2 separate regions of the Homo sapiens genome follow, and region 2 is linked to region 1. Evidence: chromatin loops called from intact Hi-C (ENCODE). Cell type or tissue: heart right ventricle. All regions are shown on one strand. Each heading gives the region's core, and the rest is flanking DNA. Links, peaks and the distances in the headings are about the cores only.

What was found. A loop is a pair of places that touch in the nucleus more often than their neighbours do. Peaks named below come from ENCODE experiments on the same cell type or tissue, not always from the same donor. Only the 100,000 strongest peaks of a DNase experiment are listed, where the experiment ranks them.
Region 2: it touches region 1 in a loop (2.1-fold over the local background); 13 of 110 quality-filtered maps call a loop at or near these places.

What each region holds. Positions count from the first base shown.
Region 1 is chr11:128,340,751-128,352,595 of GRCh38, reverse strand. No RefSeq gene overlaps it. Among named protein-coding and RNA genes, the nearest start is that of LINC02098, 140 kb to the right of the region's middle. In heart right ventricle, for the core only: no CTCF peak of the experiment used is centred there; no DNase peak of the experiment used is centred there; H3K27ac peaks cover 930 bases.
Region 2 is chr11:128,401,381-128,413,225 of GRCh38, reverse strand. LOC124902789 (a long non-coding RNA gene) reads right to left here and starts at 78. Exons shown (of 2, transcript XR_007062948.1): 1 at 1-78. In heart right ventricle, for the core only: no CTCF peak of the experiment used is centred there; no DNase peak of the experiment used is centred there; H3K27ac peaks cover 1,435 bases.

The DNA.
Region 1 (11,845 bases), core at 1,264-9,263:
AAGGAGAAGAGATAGCTGCATTTTTTTTCGGGATTTAATTTGTCTGAAAATTCAGAAGATAAATCCCATTCACTGCCACAAATACTTTAGGAAGGAAATATACAAGAGATTCCTAATTATGACCAATGTCTATTTTCTTTTATTTTTCTTCTTTTTTTAGGTAGAGATAACATGATTGAGTACTTATTTTAACGGTCTTTTCTATTTATTTCCCAATATTAAAACAGAACCAAACATAATGTATAAGATTGTTGTGAAACTTAAAGGAAGAAATGAATCTCAAAGTGTATCATAAGAAATATAAAACATACTAATGGAAGAAAAATATTTTTGGTATTATTGAGGGAGATGATAATGAAAAAAATATGATGTACACTAAAATATACTGGGACATCCCACTATGTTACCCACTGTTACCTAACTGACTAATTCCAGCTCACACAGCCCCTCAGAATCTTGGTATTATTTCTCAACATTAATATAAGTTGTTTTCACATCTGTGCAAATACAGGTTTCTGTTGTTTCCTCCTCACTATAGATGAGAAGAGCTGAGATGAGAAGAGCAGCTACTGTGTCTTGAAGAATGGTACAGTTTTTCTCTTTATCTCCTCCCTTCCCTTAGACTACTGGGGAATCAAATGATGTCAATTTCTTCATGCAAATCCAGGAAGCATGATCATGTTCCTTTCAAGAGCAGTTGATATTTCCTACTACTGTAGATATTCATTCAGTCAACATAGAGTTATTTAATACCTTAAAGCTGCCAGACACTATGTAGGCATCAAAGGAGATATACAGATGCATACAATGTAATTTTTGTTAAGTTTCTTTCAAATCTAATAAGGAGAAACAGATATAAAAGCAACTAAATTTGTATAATAAGTAACATAGGAAATGCTAAGTAAAGTTGCAAACAAGCTGCTGGAAAAATCTAGCTGGAAACTTTGAAACATTTTATTGAAGGGATAAGATTGGAAACGGTATCTGAGTCTAATTTTTTACAGATGAAGTTGATACCAGAGATTATCCTCACTCTAGGCCTGCGACAATGTGATATGTGAATGCTTTTGATGATACTGTGATCTAGAGACCAGGGTAGTAAACTTTTCTGGTGAACGGCTAGATACTAAATACTGTAGGCTTGTAGGCTCTGTAGTTTCTGTCTTAACTATTCAGCTCTACTGTTGTGTTGTCAACGCAGCCACAGACAGTACATTCTATGTGAAAAAACTCATTCACATAGAATGAGTGTGACCTGTCAGAACTAGTCACATGACCTTACCTGGCACAGGGGAGCTGCGGAGCACGTGGTTTAGACGTTTGGGAAGCTATAACTATCTCTGTCATATTACTTTTCAAGGACAGTAAATCCCATACCCAGCACATCTAAAGAGTGGGTATTTGGGGTTTTCCTTGCAGGGGCACTCTACCCTTTTTTACCCTTCTTTCACATTCATTCTATGTGAATGAGTTTTTTCTTAGTTCCACCTTCTCAGATTTTCCTTCCAGATATATCTAAGTTAGGATAACTGTCTCTTGAAAGATAGAGATCAGTTAGATAGCTTGATGTGACCTGGAACCAAGTTTATCAATTTTCAATTATAGACTCTCCCTGTGAACTGTGTGAAGAGCTGGAACTTTGCAGTCAGACATGCCTATGTTTGCGTTTCACTCCAGCCACTTATTAGCTATGTGACACTCATTGACACATAGAATGAATGAGTGTGACTGTGTTTCAATAAAAGTTTATTTATAAATGTACCAGATTTGGCCCACACGCTATAGTTTACTAACCTTTGGTCTGGAGAATTGAGAGCAATATACCTGGAGTGAACTGAAAATTGGCTGATTAATGGAGTGTATTGAAATCTGGGCTATTAATTTTGGATATTTTTCTATGGTAATGAGAGGTCACTAGGGGATTCTAAGAACACAAACTATCCAAAAAAATCAATCAACTTTTCTGATGATACTGAGGATGGATAGAAATGCAGAGAGAAATAGAAAGAGAACACCAATTTATGCAGTTATTATAAGTAAATTCTATTACAGGTTAATACACTTCTAACTCAAGTGGTAGAGTCCAACAGAGGCTCTTTTGAATAGTTAAAATATGTAATCCTTTTTCAGAATTCCCTTGTATCAGTCAGTATCTCAGCAGGAACCAGGAGAATTTAAATTGGGTAATCTGGAAAGAGTTTAGTAGACAGATAACTTATAAAAATGTGGGCAGAGTACAGAGAAATCACAAGAAATGGTGCAATGCCCTCAGCTCCATAAGAATAGGTTGCTGGGGTCCCTGAAGGGATGAAGGATAGGAATGGTTTCTGGAGCCCAGAAAGAGAGAGTTAAAGTGGAAAATGGTAGAGCCCTAGTCTCATTCCTTGGAGATGTCACAGGAAGAAAAAAACAATCATTATCTTGACCTTACTTTTCTCTTCCATAGGTGCTTCTTGTAGTAATACAAGAGGAAGTCAGAGGTGCAGGAAGTGAAGAGGAGGGCGTGTATTTGATGTGTCTGGTTCAGTCTCCCGGTGCACAGAGAAGGGTAAAAAAGGATAGAGGCCCCTGCAAGGAAAACCCCAAATACCCACTCTTTAGATGTGCTGGGAATGGGATTTACTGTCCTTGAAAAGTAATATGGCAGAGATAGTTATAGCTTCCCAAACGTCTAAACCACGTGCTCCGCAGCTCCCTTGTGCCAGGTAAGGTCATGTGACTAGTTCTGACAAATGGGCTACAAGTGGAATTGGCACATATTGTTTCTGGGTTGTAGCATTAAAGGGACAGCACTTGACCATGTGTCTTTTTCTTTGCTATGGGAACCTGAAGACCAGGCGTGTTGTAGAAAAATATTGGAGAAGTAGAGTGGAGCCTGATGTACCTCACAAAAGAGAGTTGTCCTGGAAAGCTACTGGACCTGCAGCAGGCTTTGCATAGTGAGAAATAAAACTTTATAGTTGTCGTTATGCCGCTGAGATTTTGAGGGTTGATTTGTTCCTGCAGCATAACCTCATTATCCTGACAAATAAAACTATGACACTTCCAGCCTCAAGCACTGAACTCTTCAAAATGTAATTGGACAGAGCTTTGTGATACATTTAAGAAATAATACTAACCACTGCTCGCTAGCTGCACAACCCCTCTCTGTAGGACTGTGGTAGAATTTTTCTCATCCTGGCATCTGTATCACCCAATTCATTTGATTATATTATTTGTAAATGTGTTTTTTCTTAGTTCCACCCTCTCAGATTTTCCTTCCAGATATATCTAAGTTAGGAACACTGTCTCTTGAAAGATAGAGATCAGTTAGATAGCTTGATGTGACCTGGAACCAAGTTTATCAATTTTCAATTATAGACTCTCCCTGTGAACTGTGTGAAGAGCTGGAACTTTGCAGTCAGACATGCCTATATTTGCGTTTTGCTCCAGCCACTTATTAGCTATGTGACCTTATACAGATTACTTAACCGAGCCTCATTAATTTTTTCCTGTTAAATGATAATTCCTTCTGAAGAGGGTTATTGTATTTATTTATTGATTGATTGATTGTGCGATGGAGTCTCACTCTTGCTACCCACGCTGGAGTGTAATGGCACGATCTTGGCTCACTGCAACTGCCGCCTCCTGGGCTTAAGCAATTCTCCTGCCTCAGCTTCCCGGGTAGCTGAAATTACAGATGCATGCCACCACGCCCGGCTAATTTTTGTATTTTTAGTAGAGATGGGGTTTCACCATGTTGACCAGGCTGGTCTCGAACTCCTGACCTCAGGTGATCCACCCACCTTGGCCTCTCAAAGTGCTGGGATTACAGGTGTGAGCCACCGTGCCCAGCCTATTGTAAGTATTTTTAAATAGACATATGTTAAGAAAATAGCATAGTACCTGCCTGATATATAGCAGAAAATGAGTGGTTTATAATCTTCCTTATATTTAGCCTATGAGAATTCAGCTAAGTAGCCGACTATATTTGAGTTAACATAGCTCAAGTCTTTATTTCGTGTCTGGTTGTGTCAGATAGGCTTGATTCTAACAACTTTGTATGAGTTTTGTAAAGATCAAATTAGGTTTTTTCCAGAGGGTATTTTATAAAGAATAATGTCCAATTAAAAGGGCAGAATATTATTTTGGTGAGAAAATTTGAAATAGTAGATGAAAGTTTAATCCAAGAGTAAAAAGATATGGTTACTGACCCCATTTCTTATCATTTTTAGACATATCATTTTTGTTGAAACATTTATTCTCACCAATTCCTTGTGTCCTCATGTTAAAGTGCAATAGACATGACAGGCTTGCCTATACTCACAGGATTATTGTGAGGCTCAAAGAGAATAAGACATATGAAAAGCCACGGGAGACCATGAGTTGGGCTTAAGGTGTTGCAGCTATTTGCATATCTAGCAATGTCTTGTGTTTGAATAAATGTTGCTGAATGAATATACTGAATGAATAAATAAAAACCAAATAAAAAGGAAGTGGAAAAGGGACTTAGATTACAGTCAGTTTCATGCGAGAAAGATTTTTAAAAGCCAACTAACTCAATCCTCTCTATCCATAAGGAAAGTGAATATAGAAGGGATAAATAGCTTATAGATAGTGGCAAACTTGGAGTTCCACCTTTGCTTTTTAAATTTAAGACAAATACTATTTCCACTATACCTACCAGTGTCTTTCTGGGCTTGATGGGGTTTCTTTCAGCCTTCAGCCCTGGGATCGTGCCGATTCTAGGGAAATATATTTAGCCCTTCTTAGCACTTATGTGAACAAGATCATATTTATGTGCTTTGCTTTGATTTACAAACTATACTTTATAATACACATTCTTCTCCCAAATAAACCCAGAGGGTATTTACAGTTGTGTTCTGAAAATTCAGTAGTGACAGGTAGGCTTTTCCAGCCTCTTGGCTCCACCTCTGTTTCCAAGGTGTCAAAGCTCCTCTTCAATTGAACAGAGGCCTTCACCTGTGGAGGCGGGCCTGCTGCATGTGGTCTAGTGTTCCAGGTAGTAGGGAGACACTTAGGCACATGGGTGATTTCACATTCTGCAACAGCTCTGTCATAAGTACGCTTTCCATACTGAACTGTTTTTACATTAAGAATCCTGAGATAGGCTGGGCGCAGTGGCTCACGCCTGTAATCCCAGCACTTTGGGAGGCCAGGGCGGCGGATCACGAGGTCAGGAGATCGAGACCATCCTGGCTAACATGGTGAAATCCCGTCTCTACTAAAAATACAAAATTTAGAAAGGCGTGGTGGCGGGCGCCTGTAGTCCCAGCTACTCGGGAGGCTGAGGCAGGAGAATGGCGTGAACCCGGGAGGCGGAGCTTGCAGTGAGCCGAGATTGTGCCACTGCACTCCAGCCTGGGCAACAGAGTGAGACTCTGTCTCAAAAAAAAAAAAAAGAATCCTGAGATAACAACATAACAACAGGGTTTGCCTCTGCCTCAGAGAAACCCTGGGCCTATAAGGCTGAAACTTCTATGCCAATGAAAGCTGCTGAATTTCTAAAAGCATCAGTTCTTCTTGGCAGGTTGGCTGCAAAGTTACGGCTCCCTGACTCACTCCTCTCAATTGACTACTTATCAGAGCACATGTGGGTGTGGACATGTGATCATTTGTACTATGACTGGAAGTAGAATATGAATCAGTCCGGTAAGGTAATGCTCTTTCATGTCATTGGCGGTTCCCTACTATAAGTTGGAAACAATCCAACACTGGATTTCAGCCTAGCTCTGGGGTACTTAACTATGGAGGAAACCTACACTATACTGTGTGTGTTTCTTACATCTTCCAGCCTGGAAGAACAATGGGAAAATTTAAGTTACTCTTTACTTTGGGTAGAATAACTGGTTGTTAGCTCAAACAAGATTCTGTGACTTGATTGTGGGGACCTTTACCCCAAATTGTGGATTGAACCTGGGTCTTGAATGCAAAGTGCATTCAAGAAAGAGTTTCTTGAGTGAAATTCACGAAAGAATTTCAAACATCTTTGTGGAAAAACAGATACAGTTTCATTTATTCATATGCATGGGTATCCTTCATGGAAACATGCCTTAAATTAAAAATACAGAAACAATGATTCTTGATCATATAATTGTAATAGCACCATAAATATATATAAAATATCCCTCTCAGGGGCAAAATTCCCCTTTGATATTACTAGTCTTGACAAGATAGATATGTATGTGTTTGTTTTTAGAGCAGACTTTAAACGTGGGAGTGTTGATTAATGAGATTGATTATATATGAGGGAAAGGGAATAGGGGCAAGATATTTCAGGCCGACTCCATGCTTCTGACTTGTGGAGTCATTTACATCTAGCAGAGAGGAGGAGGAGTGTGTTTGTAGAAGTGTGGACGCGGACATGCTGGTTAGCGTTTTACTTACTAAATGCACAGACTGGAGATGGATTACCGAAATGCTCCTTTCCCCCTCTCCATATGCATTTTACAAAAAGACGACAATACCAATTTCTACTTTAACCTTTTAATCTAGTTTTAAAAATGGTTCTTATTACTATCTCTAACCCTTTAAATCTAGTGCCTTACTGAAGCTGAGGATGATGAAGTGATGGTCTTTTGTTTCCTCATGCTCTGAGCTCCCAGGCTATGGAAGCTGTAGATTTTATGTCCCACCACAGTCCCTCCAGTGCTGGGTGATCTTAGTTAAGGCTTTGATCTTACTTTGGGTCTGAAAAATAAGACCAAAAAAATGAATCTAAGTTTGAGTGTTAGGTCCCAAGAAATAGCTAATTTCAACATTTCCCCTGACATATAAGGCTAAGGTGAGGAAATTTCATCATATACTACCTGGGGAGATGGGAAATATAAAGACGATGGCAGAAAGGGTAAAAAGATGAAATAAAATAATGAATTAAATTCTTTTTTTTAAATTTTAAAGTTTGAAAAGTTTGATTTGAGAATTAGGTGAAGGTACAAGCCAATGTCTTTGATAGGGACCAGAAAGAGATCAAAAGAACCAGTGTGTGGTAAATAACTTTTGATGAGAAGAAACAAATTCAGGTATCTGTGGTAACACTCTGTTTGTCTCCTTGTTTATCTCCTCAACCATCCTTCAATCTACACAGAACCACCAGAGAAAAACCACTGCAGAGTCATCATGTTGCCCCAAATATCTCTTAGAGGGTTGACCTGAAAATTCGAGTGGAAATTATTCTACCGCTCAGCGTGTGCTTTTGGCCACTGTTGAATATTGACCCATCTCAAGTGTACACACATCATGTCCATCATCCTTGATTTGGGGAAAGCTGGCTGGAGCCCTAACTCAGAATTCACCCTCTTCAATCTGTCAACCAGGCTGAGCAATTCTTAAAAACAACTTCTGTTTATAAGAAGTTGATAAAAGGGACTTATTTTTTTAATATTAAATGCAACATTTAATAATTACTTTGCAGTTTAGAACAGTGTCTAAAATTCTTCTGTGGAGTTTGAAAAGATGTTTCTAGGGCTGAAGGTGAAACTTCTGCCCGCATTTTGCGGATGGGATGTGGAGATGGGAAACACAAGTCCACTCTTCTGAAAGGCTTGACATTTTAGAGCTGAAAGTTACCAATGGCTTAGAGAAGAAATTTAGTTTAATTTGTCCACTACTATGATTTTCAGGGTAGAAGTTAAAGTTTCCGCAGCTGTCCAGACTAATTTTCTAGTTTATCCTGAATCTACAAGGCTTCATTTTTTCCACAAATAACTATTTATTGTAAGCCTATTGTGTAGCCTATGGCCTTGAATATAAATCAGGGATATGTGACACCTTCAGGGAACTTCCAGCCTGTATTATTTTTCATTCTATAATTTAAAAAATTCTGCAATTACTGTTTTATGTCAATTCCATCTCCATCTACCATTATAATGGCCACTATTGTGTGGATGATGCTTAAATTTCTTTCAGCACATTGGAACTCTCTCCTAAGCTATAGTCAAAGATGTTCAGTTCTCTGCTTTGTAAGTATGTACATACTTACATGGAGCTCAAAGTCAAACTCTCTGGTACTATTCACATAAACTACACCATCCTCATAATTCTTCTCTTTCTTAATAGAACAATATTCCTCCAGCCCCCTAGTTACGCACAATTCCCCTCCATGGGCTTTCATATACAGAAGGCCAACACGTCCTTTCATTGAACTTTCCCTGCGGGTTCCCCAGCAGCTCTACTCTATACCACTGCCATCTCATTCTGGTTTAACTTGCCATTATCTCTTGCCTGTTCTGTGATAGTCACCCAACTCATCCTCTGTTTCTTCTCTCCCTTCTAACTTAGTCACGATGTACACTGCAGATTAATCTTCCCAAAGCACAATTTCATTGCATCATTCTTTTGTTCAAATACCTTCATGGACTCCCCTTGGTCTACAAATAAACCTAAACTCAGTAATCTTCATTTTTTGGCCATAACCTGCCAGTCTTGTTCTTATCACTCATGGTGCTACTCATGCATATGTCATAATTACCAATCTAGAAAATTGCTGTCTATAAACATGCATTCTGCTGGGCTACGCTTGAACGTGCTTCTGTGAGCAATGCTTTCTATTTTGGTTTTATTTCCCTCAAGTTCTGGTTTTCAGTGTCAGGTTCTTCGTGAAATCCTATGATAGATCTCCTGTGACCACCAAGACTTATGTTGTGAGTATCAGCTGTCCTCATAGTATTGCTATTTGGAAATGTATCATATACGTTTAAGCTTGTAAGGACCTTGAGTTCATGTCTGAGGTTGCTTTGTATCCATTCTCATTTTTCATACAGTGTCTAGACAAGTAGCTTCCCAGAATATTTGGTGAATTAACAAATAAAAGGAAGAATGAATGAATTAATTAATGGGAGATACTAAGTGAAGTATAATAAGATAAGTGAGTCTGAAGTCAGAATTTCTGAGTTCAAACCTAGACTTTGCCTCATAGTAGCTGTGTGGCTTTAGGCATGTTGCTGAACCTTTCTGTTTCTTGTATCATCACCCATAAAATGAGGATAGTACAAGTACTTATCTCATGGGGTTGTGGTGGGTTGTAATTGTATTAATCCATGTACAGTGCCTAACAAAAAAGATGATAAAAACACGATGCTTGGCACAGAGTGGACACTCGGTAAGCATTAGTGGTCACTATTACTGTTGTTATTTCAAATATGAAAGGGGAATTCCAAACTGGAGTTACTGTAAGAATCTTCCTGAGAAGACAGGGCAGGAGCTTGGGTCATGAATGATGGAGCAGAGGTAAGGACATATTATGTACTGTTTTCTCAGATCTCCCCAGAGTCAGTCATCAAAATCATGCTGTCTGTTGCCAGCCATACAGATGGTACTTCTTTTCAATCTCTAAGTCCTTTTATTAACTAGAACAACAGCAATGTTTTAGATTCCTGTGCTACAGGGCATTTTTTTCTTCCCTGTGGCTGGCCCATGTGTTTAGGGAGGGCCGTGAAGGCTGAGTTCAGGGCTGCCTCTTGTTTCCCCCTGGCCTCCTGCTGCCAAAGTCTCTGCTCTCAGCCTTGTCAGGCTTAGCCCAGGAAACATCTGCAAGGGCACTTCACGGTGACGCATTCTCAGGATGAGACAGCCAGGCCTCAGAGCAGCCTGCTGGGCCCATCTCCTCCAGAACATGTGTGGGGAGGCTGAGGAAAGAGAACTTGGGGCTGGGCTTGTCACCTGGGGCACAGAGGGCTCAGATGACGTGATCCTATTGTCTAAAGGACAGCAGTCTGTTGTTTTTGTTCTTTTTAGTAAAATAAATAAAGCCTCCCATTTCTATGATAATGCATGAGCCACCAGAGCATGGCTTGATGGTCCCACCTGGACTCAATGCCTGGGCTGTCATGGAGGGTTATGGAGCAAGTGGGTGACTAATTATTTGCACAGCTCTGGCCTAATGAATAGCTTTGGATAGAGAACTTCCTGGAGTCAGCTGGGGAGTACTCCACCCATGCAGCTTGATTACAGAAGCTATTTTGAAGTGCATTTTTGTTACTCCCAGAGGCGAAGGCCACTTGATGGGCCAGATTGCCCTCGTAAGCCAAGCATGGCTCATTCTCATTGCACCTGAACATTCGGCACGTCCTGCACACAGGAGAGGGTGTCTGAGTGCTGCCCTCAAAGTGTGGGCTTCCTGCACCTATCCTGTCTCCGGCTTCTCTTCCAACTTTTGTTATTTCTGGGGAGAATGACTTCAGCTTGGGTTGCAGGCGAGGAAAGATTTTGAAATGTTTCTGTGTTGAGGAGTAGGTCCTCTCTCTGTCTTTACCTTCCCGTGTGCAGAAACTGCAGAGGACATGTGTTGCCCTTCCGGTGGCCTGGGAAGCTACTGGTTTTCCTTTTAGGACACGAAGGGTAGACTAAAGCTATGTTTTCTGCGATGTTTTACTTTAGTCGTGCTCATGCACTGTGCCAAAGATACTGAAGTGTACTTCCTAAAGAGGAGAAATAAAAGTGCTGGGGGCGGGGAGTTTGATGGGTTGGTCGATAGGTGATCCGTGATTGAGCATTACAAAAATGAGGCCTGAGCTGCTGGTGCTTAAAGTTATTTCTAAATGCTTGCCGAGGCGCCTAACTTCGCTTTCTTCTCAGTGCAGATCTCCTTTCACTGAGGTCCTGTGCGGGGAGCTTGTTTCTTTGATATGGAAATGTGCACATTGATTCCTGCTGGAGGACCCAGGAGCCTCTGGGACCCCGCAGCTCAGGAGGCAGTTTTGGGTTGAAAGTTGGGGAGCGGAATTCATCTGGTCTCTGTTTCCACTTCCTTCCTCCACGCTGCTGTCTGAAGTTTGTTTCTCTTCTGGCTTTCTCTTTCCTATCTCAGATTCTTTCCAGTGCTTAGGGAAATCTCTTTCCACTTTTCCGAAAGCAAAATAAATGAAGCCACGATAGAGGCTGCCCTGCTCCTCAAAATACCTATGGGGGTAAGACGTAGAAATCCTAAAGCTGAAGTGTGATTTGGGAGATGGGTACGCTATGCCCTGCCCACGAATAATTCAGAGTAATAGGTAGATTCTGCCTATTTTCTGAGTGGCTTTTAGATTCACTAAAAGGTGACATTGGATGAGGTTTCAGGCAACGGAGCCAAGACAGGAAACTCAACCAAGATGATCACCAGGGACACGCCCCTGCATTTCCTCAGAGTAAGAGAGATCATACATCTGACTTGAGGCTTTTAAGCAAGGAGACTAAAGGTTGTTTGGCACAGTACAGTATTCATTTTAAGAGACTACAGACATAATCCAACTGTGAGATTCTAATCCTTTCTACGGCTTTTCCTTGGAAACAAACTGTAGGCAAGTCGTTATAGCCATGGTGCCCCTACGGTCAGCATGTTTTTCGATGCCTTCACAAAATATGAGACTAGAAAAAAGAATGACTGGGCCCAAAATGTAAAAATAAAGCTGTAAATAAAAATTAATACATATTTAACTTATTAATAATTTTGTCAGAGACTGTAGCAATTCAACACAGATTATTTTTCCCCCTATTTTACTGAGGTATGATCGACAAATAAAATTTGAGTATATTTATCATGTACAACATGATGTTCTGATAGATGTATACATTGTGAAATGATTACCACAAACAAGTTAACTGATCCATAACCTCATAGTTATCTTTTGTGTATGTGTGCAGTGAGAATAGTTAAGATCTACTGTTTAAAAATATTTCAAGGCCAGGTGTGGTGGCTCACGCCTGTAATCCCAGCACTTTGGGAGGCCGAGGCAGGCAGATCATGAGGTCAAGAGATCAAGACCATCCTGGCCAACATGGTGAAACCCCGTCTGTACTAAAAACACAAAAATTAGTTGGGCATGGTGGCGCGTGCCTGTAGTCCCAGCCTCTTGGGAGGCTGAGG
Region 2 (11,845 bases), core at 1,627-9,626, 60 kb before region 1:
CAGGAACCCAAAAAAGACATTTCAGGACTTTAACAATTTGTGAGATGTACTTTTAGGCAACACAGTTGAACTGGCTCTGGAAGATGAGTTCCACGGGTAGGTCAGTGGGACCTTCAAAACAGTTAAAGATTAATTTTCAGAAAGTTAAAAACAGTACTCTCATGCAAATATGGATGGACTAGTTCTCAAATATACATTCATTTGTTAATAAGGGAATCAGTAAGATGGTAAAGCTACTCAAAGGGGGAAGTTTTGAGGAACTGGACATTTTACAGGCATTTAAGTAAAATAAGTAAAATAGGTATTAAATTGGTTAATGTTCTACAGGGGAATAAAACTATAACCTTTTGGATTATCTTCTCTACTGGACTGAAATATGCAAGTTAACCTGAAACTTTACAATGTCTGCACTCTAATAAAATTATAAAAGGAATGACAAACATAAGCAAATTCCCCAGGAAAATGAAAGAATCCTTGGGTGGGCCTATTAAGCAATGCTCCAGCATGATATCGAAAGGAAACACCACCCACCCTTCTTTGATTTTTTCCCCCTATTTTTGGATAATTTTTCTTAATACTTTATTGCTCTTCTTGTTCTGTTTGTGTGAGTGAAACATGTTTGTTTCTTTGTTCTCAAACTACTCCATTCTTAGATTTCTCTGAGCAGCCTTGATTCCTAGACAGCAAGTATTTTAGGATTTAAATTTTGCCTCTGGCCTTCAGGTTAATAATAATTTCATCAATTTTTTTTCTCTGTAACATTCTAAGATAATGGTATGTTTAAAATAAGGACCCTCAGTTTTTCTTCTTCGTTTACTAAAACAATCTCCTGCTTTTCCATGGGAAAAACTGTAGCTTGGAACTCTAAAGTCCAAGGCCCTTTTCTAAACTTACGTAATTAACTAAAGCAATTTACTCTGTGGTGACTCTTGGATCTGTGGATAAACCACTTGAATTCAAAGTTATTTCTTCCCTACCTCCTCTCCAGGCTCTAAAAGAGGTTCAAAATAATATCAACAATGAACAAAATTATGGGTACTTAATCAAGGACTAACTATTCTTGGTTTAAAAGTGTAAAGCTAGCATCTCACATATAACAGTGCTCTGTAGCACAAACGCAAAGTAGCTACCTTTGAAGTTTAAAATAGAGAACTCCTTTCTTGACTGAGAAACACAGTTCAAACAGCAAACGACTCTTCTGCGGCACCCCTTCCTGGATATCCCTCGGCTCCTCCCTGTTCTGCCACAGTGCCTAAATGTGTGTAACAGGAAGACTCTTTTCCTTTGATCAGATCCTTGCCAGAAATAACATGGCTTGCACAGGTTTACTAAGCCCCTCACCCCATTTAGTTGGCATTTGCTTAGATTTCTGAATGTTACAAAAAGTTATCATTTGCAAACAAAGTTGCCGTTAACTCTAGTGACTTATAAAAGTCAAAATGCCATATGATTTACTTCTAAAGGCTAAGGCCTTTACAAGTGCACTAGTTAAAAACCAGCCACACAGATATAGGAACCAACCCCGTGACATAGGGTCAAAATCCCACAATACCTAGTTGCTAAAATCTATAGCCTCATGCCTATAATCAAGGCCCCACAGGAAGCCTTGAGGTAAAAATGCCATTTAATTTACCAAATTCCAATCCTTTTCTATTTCTAAATGTTTCCAACCATATGTTGGGCTTCACAAGGAAAATAAGTAGTATCCCATTTTTTTCCTACCTTTGTTTATAACCAGCTAAGGGATAGCCAATGGATTCCACAGGTTGAAGATTAAACAATTGCCTTTATTGCCACTGAAGCTCTTGAAAAATAAGGCTTTACAAAGGTCATGTGGGCTTTCAAGAGATTCTCTACATTGCATGAACACTTCCTCTCCTCATCACCTCCAATCAAAGTTCAGACTTTATAGGAGTTGTGCAGTGGTGGAGTTAGGGTGCATGAAGAGTTTGCCAAGCTACAGAGCCAAGGCATAAGATAAGTTACTCTTCAAGGGAGTGAGGGACTGAAAACACTGTGGGAATGCTCCCTAATAGAGATCTTTCCATAACAGAACAGCAAGTCTAGGCACTGGGAACTAGATTCACTTTTTTCAGATCAGGATCATGGAACAAAAGGCCTGATAGGGGTTGGGATCTCAGAATCTCCCATTCATTCATTCATTAAATTCAGAAATATTTTATTGATATTTCATTATGTGCTCCACATTGTACTAGAAACGAGAGAAATAGTGATATATAAGACTCATAGGATTCCAACTTCCATGGAATTTCCAATCTAGTATGAAAGAGATAGAAATTGAACAAATGCTTACCCTTGTCGTGAATGCCAAAATGTGAGAAGACTCAGGGTGCTCAAAGTGTGCAACGGAGAATTTTTCTTTTAAAAATGAGAGAAAACTCAAGTCAAGCTGCTTTAATCGAAAATAAAAACAAAGAAGAAGAAGAAGAAGAGGAATTTTATAAGTTGAAGCCTTCAGGCTTCCCTGGCAACAGTAATTCCATAGCCATTTATATCTGGTTTCTCTTTCTCCATTTCAAAGCTCTGCGTCTACTGTGTTAATGCCATTTTGAGAGGGTTCCAGCTACAGCGGCATTACAGCTCACATCCCAGCTCCAAGACAGTAGGAAAAAGTGAGATGTTGATTCCAACATCCTCAGAAAAAGTATGATTGTGTAATGAACCCATCTTCATACCAACCACCATTTGGCATAAGCCTGTGCCATGTGGAGCCTCACCAAAATGAGATGTGGTTCAAGAGCGAGGGACAGAGAGTCCCCCAGAAATGAGGGAATATGCTTATTAAGAGAAGATTGAATGGATACATGGGAACATAAGTTGCAGTTGCTCACTAGCAGCGAGTTAGTCTGGAGATGACCGAGGAGTGTCTGTGTGGAAGATACGGTGTCTCTGTAAGTGAAGGATGTGTAGGAGCTGCTTACATTTTAGAGATGGTGAAGAGAATCCCAGGCTGAAGAAACAGTGTGTGTGTGAAGATTGCTGGGGACTGTGGTAGGAAAGAACATCAGGCCACCATTATCAAAAACTGATTAAGAGAGGGAGACGGATAGAAGAGGAGATTGGAGATATAGACAGGTGCCAGGTTATATATCTGGACTTGTAGGTTCTAGTACAGCCTTTATTCTTCATTTAAATCTAGCCAAAAGGATCAAGGGATGGTAGAGAAGGGATTATGTAAAAATAAAAATTGAAGGAAGTTCACCTGGGTGACAATAATATCCACAGAAAATATTCCATTACAATCTCAAGATCTGCCCATTTAAAAAAGTGTCCTTGAATGTAGATCTCTCTACTTCTTGAAATAAAGGGCCATTTAGCTGAGCATTAGAAATTATCCTGCTCACCAGAGATATTTGAGTTAGTGGTAGTGGGAATGGGTATGACTTATGTGTGGAGAAGCAGTGTTATCATCATTCTGGTTTAACATAGCCTCACATATCCTTCATGCAACTTCTCTGTCTCCCAGTGGTTGGAAGGAGGCCAAGATTGAAGCAATAGTATTATAATATCAATGCTAAGGAAAACGGAATGAGTGTGCAATGTCTCAGCACAGATATAATTTCACAAAACATGAGGCGTGAGGGCTGAATCATAAGGTGAGTGTTTGGCTCCATTCTTCCTGGAGATCAAGATATTCCAGAAGACAGAAAAATCTGAAAGAGCAGAAGGGCAACAGAAATATCAGCTGGAAGTTCTCTTCCAATTGCTGCCACCTTCACTTCACCACTCTCTAGATTATTAAGAGATCAAAAGCTACTATGGACGTCAGGGGACAAATCAAGAATGTGTGCTACTGATGCTGCAATGAGAAAGCTAATGGCTAGCAAACGTCTTCATCCTAGCAACATTGAGATGAAATCAAAGCCTCCTTTCTAACAGAAGCAGAAGAATCCGAAAGAAGTGTTACAGAGCCAAGCTGAGAAGATATTAAATCATGGAGTGAATCCTCTTACTACAGGAGGATTAGCAAAAGTGATTTGACAATATTTTTCTAAGCTTTTCTTTTCTGGAACAATGGCAGAAAAAATTAGGAGGGGGATTGCTGAAATTGACAGAATCTGTCATCTTTCAGAAAACTAGGAAGTGACAAATTAAAAAATTGTCTTGTTTGTGCCAGATGTGTACAACTGCTGATTCAGAAATATACAAAGTCTTGGACTAAGAAAAAAAGAGGAAGAATGTATATTAATAGATAGACCTCCATCTTAGGAATAGGGAGATGTTGAATGAAGCCCCTAGCTTCCTGACAATAAAAAGTGTATAAAATATAAGTAGAAGTCTTAAGAACAAAAATGTAGCAAGGCACACTTGAGAGCTTTCTTAGTACTGATCCACACAGAAAAAAAGGTAAAGATGACCCTTGGTCCTTGGGCTTGTGTCTGCAAGGGTCTCCAGTTCAGAATATTTCTAAAAGGGAAATCTAGATGGTCAGTGGGCCAGATTTAGTGTTGTGTGCAAGGAGGGCCTTGCCTTAAAAACAGGAGTCTCTTTGCTTCTTGGGGTAACACTACCCCTCCTCCAACTTGTGAACTAAATACAGGACCTATTCTAGCATCAGGCCAGCTGTTTCAAAGTTGGTTAGTAGAAGAAAAGCTAGAAAAATATTAGGCTGGACTGAAAGGAAATCAGGCTGTGGTGTTTTTAAATTTGGGTTCAATTTCAGAGCTTTAGTATTGAACTCCTTTGGGCAATTTCTATCAGATATATCATTGCTGGACTATGCCTAGTGTCAGAAGAGATTTGTAAACATTCTGTGGGCTGAGCTGAAAAATTGCTGCAAGATTGTTTCAGTCAACCTTTCAAGGATAAATGATTTTTTTCATATTTCTTTTGGGATTCAAAATGCCATGCAAATGACCAATACTAGTCCCTTAATTGTTTGGGGTCAGATGAAATCTGGCAAGGCAGCAATGGGCTTTGGCTTTGCAAACTGATGATTGCACAACTTGAGGAATAGATAACATCTCTGCTCCTAAAGAATGGCTTTCTCAGCATATGGGAACCACAAAAGATTTGAGAAAATCTTGAAGCAAACTGGCTGGTATGAGCCAAATGCCTAGAAATAACACAATGAATCATGGAGAGCTCTCTTTGCTATAAGTAAGGGTGTATACAACAGTACCCATCAGCTAATTATAGCGTTGCTAATCTTTCTTCAACCTCTTCTCAGCCTTGCTCCAAATCTGAAACTTCTGGCCAGTTGCTGGGTCACAGAATAGTAGTTTCTCACCATTCTTTTTGTCTTTCCCTTCTAAATAGATTGAAAGAGACAGGCAGAATGAAGTCTGCAGTTAGTGTGACAGTATGAACTGCTCACATCTGTGTAAGGATATGGGGAGGACACTAGTCACTTGCTAACATGGTTGCTAAGAAATGGAATGGGGAGATGTGAATGAAAGGTTATGGGAGAAGGAAGAATGGCTGGGGTAAGACATGGTGAGAGGGGGCAAGGGCTACGGACAAGCTCAGTCTACTTTGGGGTTCTCGGTAAGGCACAAGATTACCTTTCCTGTCCTGTCCAGGTAGAGGAATTCTTCCCATGGAAATTTTTTTTCACTCTCTTTCTTCTCTCAATTCTTATTAATTATTCATAAATTTCTCAAGATCTGTTCCTTCTGATCCCTTATCTCTCTTCTTTATTTTTTCCGCCACTACCCAAGGCAAACACAAGGAGTATTTCGAGGCTGTTTAATGGACAAGGCAGTCAGAGTTGGGGTGTGGAGAGGATAAGGGACTTGGTGAGAAAATGGGGGACCCTCAGGGGCTTTCTTTTGTGGAGTGGAGGGCCCCAACTGCTCATTCTTTTCTTTTGTTTTTTTGCCCGTCTACATCAAACCTTGCTGATTATGCTCATATATTTGAGTGTCTGCTTATTGGGTAAGTGTGTTTTTTACCTTCCTTAACTTTCAAGGCACATGAACTTCTCTCTGCAGTGGAAAAAAATAATTATTCCTGTCAATTACCAGGCTGAGGTGTTCCTCAGGGCCCAGTCCATGACACATGCTTTTCCATATTAATGTATGGAAAATACTCCTGTAGATTTGAGCAGCTACCATTGCTTTCCCTAGCCCTTTGCTCAGAAGTAGGCACCAGTCCACTGGCTGTTGGGCAAAAGCCTGCTGAGAAATCCAATGCCTTGGCCAAAGATGCTTTGAAGAAATAGTAAGTGAGGCAGCTCTGACCTCTTCTTATAGAACTCCCTGATTCATAAAATCAAACAGCAAAGACTCCTAGAGACCACTGAGTCCAAGCCTCTTCATTTTATAGAAGAGAAACTGAGGTCCATAGAAGCCCATTTTTTTATAGAATGAGAAGGAAAGTGACTTGCCCAGGGCTCCTGCTTACAGTAGAGTTGGGACTGGCATTTACATCTCCTTATCCTTTACTTAGTCCTCTTCGTAATAAACAGCGAAACACTCAGGGGTCCTTCCTTCCTCTTTCCAAACCCTGGAGGAGCTGAGGGGGAGACATGGGGGCTTTACTCCTCGTGTTGTTTCAGACTCAGACTTCTCAGCTTCCACATTGAGAGACTATTTGCAATTGCTTCTCCTTGTTGCCCAAATTCCTGGCTGGCATTCCAGACTGACACCAGAGACTTCCTTCCCAGGGACATCCATCCTGGGCAGGTCAGCAGTTTGCATCTTCCCTGGGGCAGAAGTGGCAGAGTCTCAGAACTCTTGCTTCTTAAGACTCAGCTCAATCTCCACCTGACTCAGCAGAGGTTTCTGGAATCTCAGATGGGTCCTAACCAGAAGCAGCTAGGTTGCTTCTCTGTTTCTATAATGAGAAAACAAAAAAAAAAGCTGACTATGACCATTGAGAAAGAAAATGCACCCATGTAAACACAGCAATCTTTACCCTATAAATAACCCTAATTAAAATGAAAACACCCGAGTGCTCCCATCTTTTTTGATTTTTTCTTTCTGCTGGACACCATGGGAGGTCCTTGCAGCAGAGCTCTGGTGCTTGCCAACAATAACTAGGCTCTGAGAAGAAGCGTTTCTGTGCTTCTCTTGCCAGCTCAAGTCTAACTCTTTTCTGAGTCTTCCTTCTGGTTCTTCTCTTTCCCTTTCTGTCTTGTGAGGTGATTTTTAGAGCTCCCACATCTAATTCCATATTTCCTCCTGAAGTTCTAAGCATTGTCCGGTTGATTTACGAATGCAGTTCAGCAGGGCTTGATTCATCATGCAATTTGAATAGTGCTATGAGAGTCTCCCTTGGAGGGAGGAGCTGTGGCTATGTTAGTCTCATTTTCAAAATGGACCTGATAATATTAGACATAGCACAGAAGAAGTCTCTTTCTCTTATAAGCTGGTGGGAGTGGTAGAAGTGGCTCAGCTGGCTGCAAGGGCTGAGAAAAGCCCTGGGACTCAAAGCGGGGCACTGGGAGGGCTGGATCTCTGCACATGAGCGTAAGGAGGTGCTGCTGCCTCAGGCCAGCTTAAGAGTGAGCCGACTGCTTGGACAAAACCTACCGAGATCCTGCCCTGACCCTCCCTTCTGTCTGCTGAAAAAGAGGCTTGAAGTTTTTACATTTTGCCCTGCAGGCTGGGAGAATTATAGGGGTACACACCATACAGCCCTAGGGCACAGGGCGTGAAAGGCAAGAGGGAAAGGGATCTGGAACCAGGGAAATAATAAAGCCATCTGGCATAAAATTCAAGCTTTTCAAAATTTAAACTTAGACATCATTATCATGCAACTCCTAACTTTATCAACAAAAGAAACATTCTGAGAAGGATTACTTGCTCAAGTTCATGGAGCTAATCAGTGGCAGGGCCAGGGCCACTCATAAATGAAGCAATTCTTGGTGGTCTCTTTAAAACTAAACTCCACATTTGTACATCTCATGCTACCTTTAGATCTCCAAACACTCCCACACAGCGAGGCCACAACTATTTATTGAGCATAAATATTTAGTGCCCCTCTGCATTTCCAAGCATCCTATGAATAACCATCATTTTAAAAGATGACATTGAACTCATCTGTTTCTAGCTCTGCCTCTTCCACTAGTTGGGAAGCCTGGAACCATGTATGAATCATCTTTATAATGTTGGTACCTGTGCTTGCTGGATTTTACTGACTTTTTCAAACCAAACTTTATTCTAGAGGCTTAGGAAGGTATAAAAGATAAAAACATATTTCCCTTTATTTCAGCAACTTATAGCCTAAAGGGAGGTATAAAAGGGGGAAGGAAGGAAGACCTTAAAAAATTGCTACAGAAAGATCTTTACAAATCCTATATATTAAATAAAATTTCAAAAAATTAACATTATATGCCAAGTGATTCTTTCCTTGGTCTGGTCATTTTCTTACATCAACTCATTCTCTGCATGTTTTTCAACCATTTGGACAAATTGTAGGTGCTGTGAACATTCTTGCACTCCCCAACTTTACTCACTTTCTGTATAGAGTGACCCCCTCCCCCATACCCTATGTTGAAATCAAACCTATCTTTCAACATCCATTTCCAATGCTACTTCTTCCCGATCACTTTCATCAGAAGTGGCTTTGAAAGCCTTTCAGCACATGCTTTGTCCTTTCTCATGATGCTTATCACATGGCCTTTTATTTCCCCAGTATCTTTTCATCCTCATCCTGCAGGGAACTTGCATCCCATGGGTTAAGAGTCAAAAGCTGTCTACATTCAGACTGAAAAGCTACATGTGAATGGCTCAACTGAACCACTCTTCACTGCTGTCACCATTGACTGTACCTTTGTGGACCATCTTGACTCCACTGAAGCTGTCAATGCCACCCTCTCAGCTCCCCTAAGGCGGGGATGCTCTTAGATCATCTGCAGTACTGCTGGGACTAACCCATCCTTCCAGGAACTGGCAGATTTTGGAGTCTGCAGTGAATTCCCTGTGGCGTTCTTGTCCCCTGTGAGGTTCTTTCCCTTAAAATAAAATACTACTCTGGGATTAGTACTCTGAAAGGTGACTTAAAGTTGTACCTTTCTAGATATCCAGATAATTTTTTACCACCTAAATTGAAGGAATTTTCAAGTAGAAAGAAATGTTGGTTCTCACAGTGAATTTTTGTGGTTGTATTTAACCCATTTTATTATTTTTGTTGATAATTTTGACAATGGCAGATTGAGTCTGTTATTAAAAGATTAGAGCACCTTCTCTAGTGCCCTGAATAAATAAACAAAGGAAAACTGTTGAAGAAATGCGTCAGTATATGTGGTATCAACACTTTTGGGTCTAAATTTAATTTGCTCTCTTTTGTAACCTAGCTTTGTGACTCTATCAAGTTTAGCAGGCACATTCTCTGGGGATCTTTCATGAGAAAGATCCTGGAATCTCACCTTAAATTAGATGAAAAAGAGAAAAGAAGGTTAAAAAATACATCTAAACTCTCTATGTAAGTGTTTAAGAAACACCGTTGTTTATTTCCTTTTGCTACAACATAGATTGCTATATAATTATTTTGGCTATAGGGAGAGTATCTTGGTAAATCAAATAGAAAAGTTATAGCAAACTAATAGTTTCAATTGTATCCTTAGGAGTTCAGGTTGTTTCTGTTGGAGTTACACAGTGTGTACAGGAAAGCCTGATAGGAATAGAAGCAACACAGAAAATATAAGGAAAACAAATTTTCACATATAGATGAAGAAATAAAAGAATGAATTATCCATAAGCAGAGAGGAGAAAATCAAAATTCTGTACTTGGCTCAACTGTGTATTCACTGTGCAAGAATCTGAAATTTCCCTTTCTTAATCACTGGTCAGTTGGGTATTCTCACCGGTCTTTGAAAGGTCTCTCCCTGGTACATGAGCTACCTGAAGTCAGAGGACAGTGTTTAGGACTGCACTATTGCCTGGGCAGGGTAGAGTCAGATTGTGTGGCTTTGTACTGAGCAGACTAAGATATCAGGGCCCTTGAGTGTTTTGGATGGAGGGGGCCAGCCCTAACTCTAGAGCAAGTTGGATCAGTGGTCTCCAAAACATTTCCATTAGCTCACACTCGGGGGGGGGGGGGGTGCAACCTAGAGACCACTCCACAGAGTCAGATCATTAGATAAAACATAGTCATCTCCTGTTGAAAATTATGGGAAAGGAGTAGAAATAAGAAAGCGGCTATTTGTTGTCAAGCTCAGTTCCCCATTTGACTTGTGAGGTGGACATCAGAATCAGAATCAGAAGGATTTTTTATGAGAGGATCCCAGATAGCCTCCCTGCTTCTCAGAACCTGTGGGAGAAACCAACTTGATCCCTCCCAAGCTAATATGTCTGTGGAGTCATTTTTTTTTGCTTGTTTCTAAGCTTGATTATTAACATTTCTTAAAAAATTTAGAAAGAATAATGTGTTGGGGGAATGCATCTCCTTCCCTCTCAAGCAACATTGCTTGACAGGTTAGCAATGAAAATGAGAAGTCTGGTGATTAGAGTGGTTAGGTACATGGGCTTTGGAGTCCACTCATCTATATTTGAGTCCTACTTGCCCTTAAAATCTGTCTAAGTTTGGGCAAGGGATTAATCTCAATAAGCTTTCATTTTCTCATCCCAAAATCAAGGTCCTGGTAAAATTAGTACCCACCTCAAAAGGATGTTGTGAAGATTAAATTAGATAATGTATGCAGTGCTCAAAATGTATTAACTTTTATTATTGCAGATATTGGGCCAAGTTAGAGCTGCCCTTGCTCATTGTTTCTAAATAATTTAGCTGAGGTTTAGACTTGAGATTTACTAGAATCTGCAAATTCTCTCAATGGAAGACAATTCTGGCTGGCACCAGGCACACTTGTGGTCTTCAGGCTGGCTGAAAATGTCCCGTAGCTCTCTTTGAGGGAGGCTGAGCTTGTTTTTCAGGAGAATCTCATGAGCAGTGTGGTTGTTGCTGGTTGCTGTGGACCTATTTCCAATCTAAGTAAGTATCTTACATAATAACAGGGTTGAAAAAATTAGCTGAGTTTCATGTGCATCAGCAGTGATTTGTGAAATCAAAAATGGCAACTTAAACTCAGATTGTATTAATGGACATCCGAGAACTAGAACAAGGTAATGATGCCGCTGCTATATTCTGTGCTGGTCAGAACTCATCTGGAGTAGCTGATTAACTTCTGAGGATTGCACTTGAAAAGGAAGAACAACGAAGCAGAACAAGCCCAGAAATTTGGAGCCGGTGTAGTGAAGAGCCTTGAAAACATGTAACTATGGATAAATGTAGGAACTAAAAAGACAAGGCCAAACGGGGTACTACCAGTGTCTTTAAATATTTACATGGGAGAAGAACTAAGCACTTTTCCCATGCCTAATGAGAGGACCTAGAGGGTTGTAAGTAGCTCAGTGAGGAAGAAGGTTAGGTAAGATCAACTTTTAGCTTGGCTTAGTGTAAGAAAAGCAAACTTCATGAAAGTAGGGATTTTTTTGGTGGGGGCGTGCGGGGTGCTTGTTTGTTTACTTTTTTTTTCTATCATCTAAAACCAGGCTTGGGCACTTAGTTGGCATTTAATAAATATTTATTGAATAAATGAATGATGGTTTTTCAAATAGTTAGAGTTGCCTCAAAATGAGCTGGGATGGCTCAGGAAGCAATGAGTTATTTATTCCTGGACTTACCCAGGCATGATGTTTGGTGAGATGTGATAGAAAACATTCAAACGTGAAGTGGGGGCTGGGCTAGGAGAACTTCAAGGTCTATATTAACCTTTAGATAGAATTATTCTATGAATTATGGAAAGGACAAGTGTGCAAGGGAACAAACATGAAGTTTGGTGCCCTTCCAAAGCAGTTGCTCAACAATTCATGTATCCCTCAACACCCCATCCTGCCCACTCCCACTTTTGGTTATAATGAACTCATGGCTAGCCAAGGAG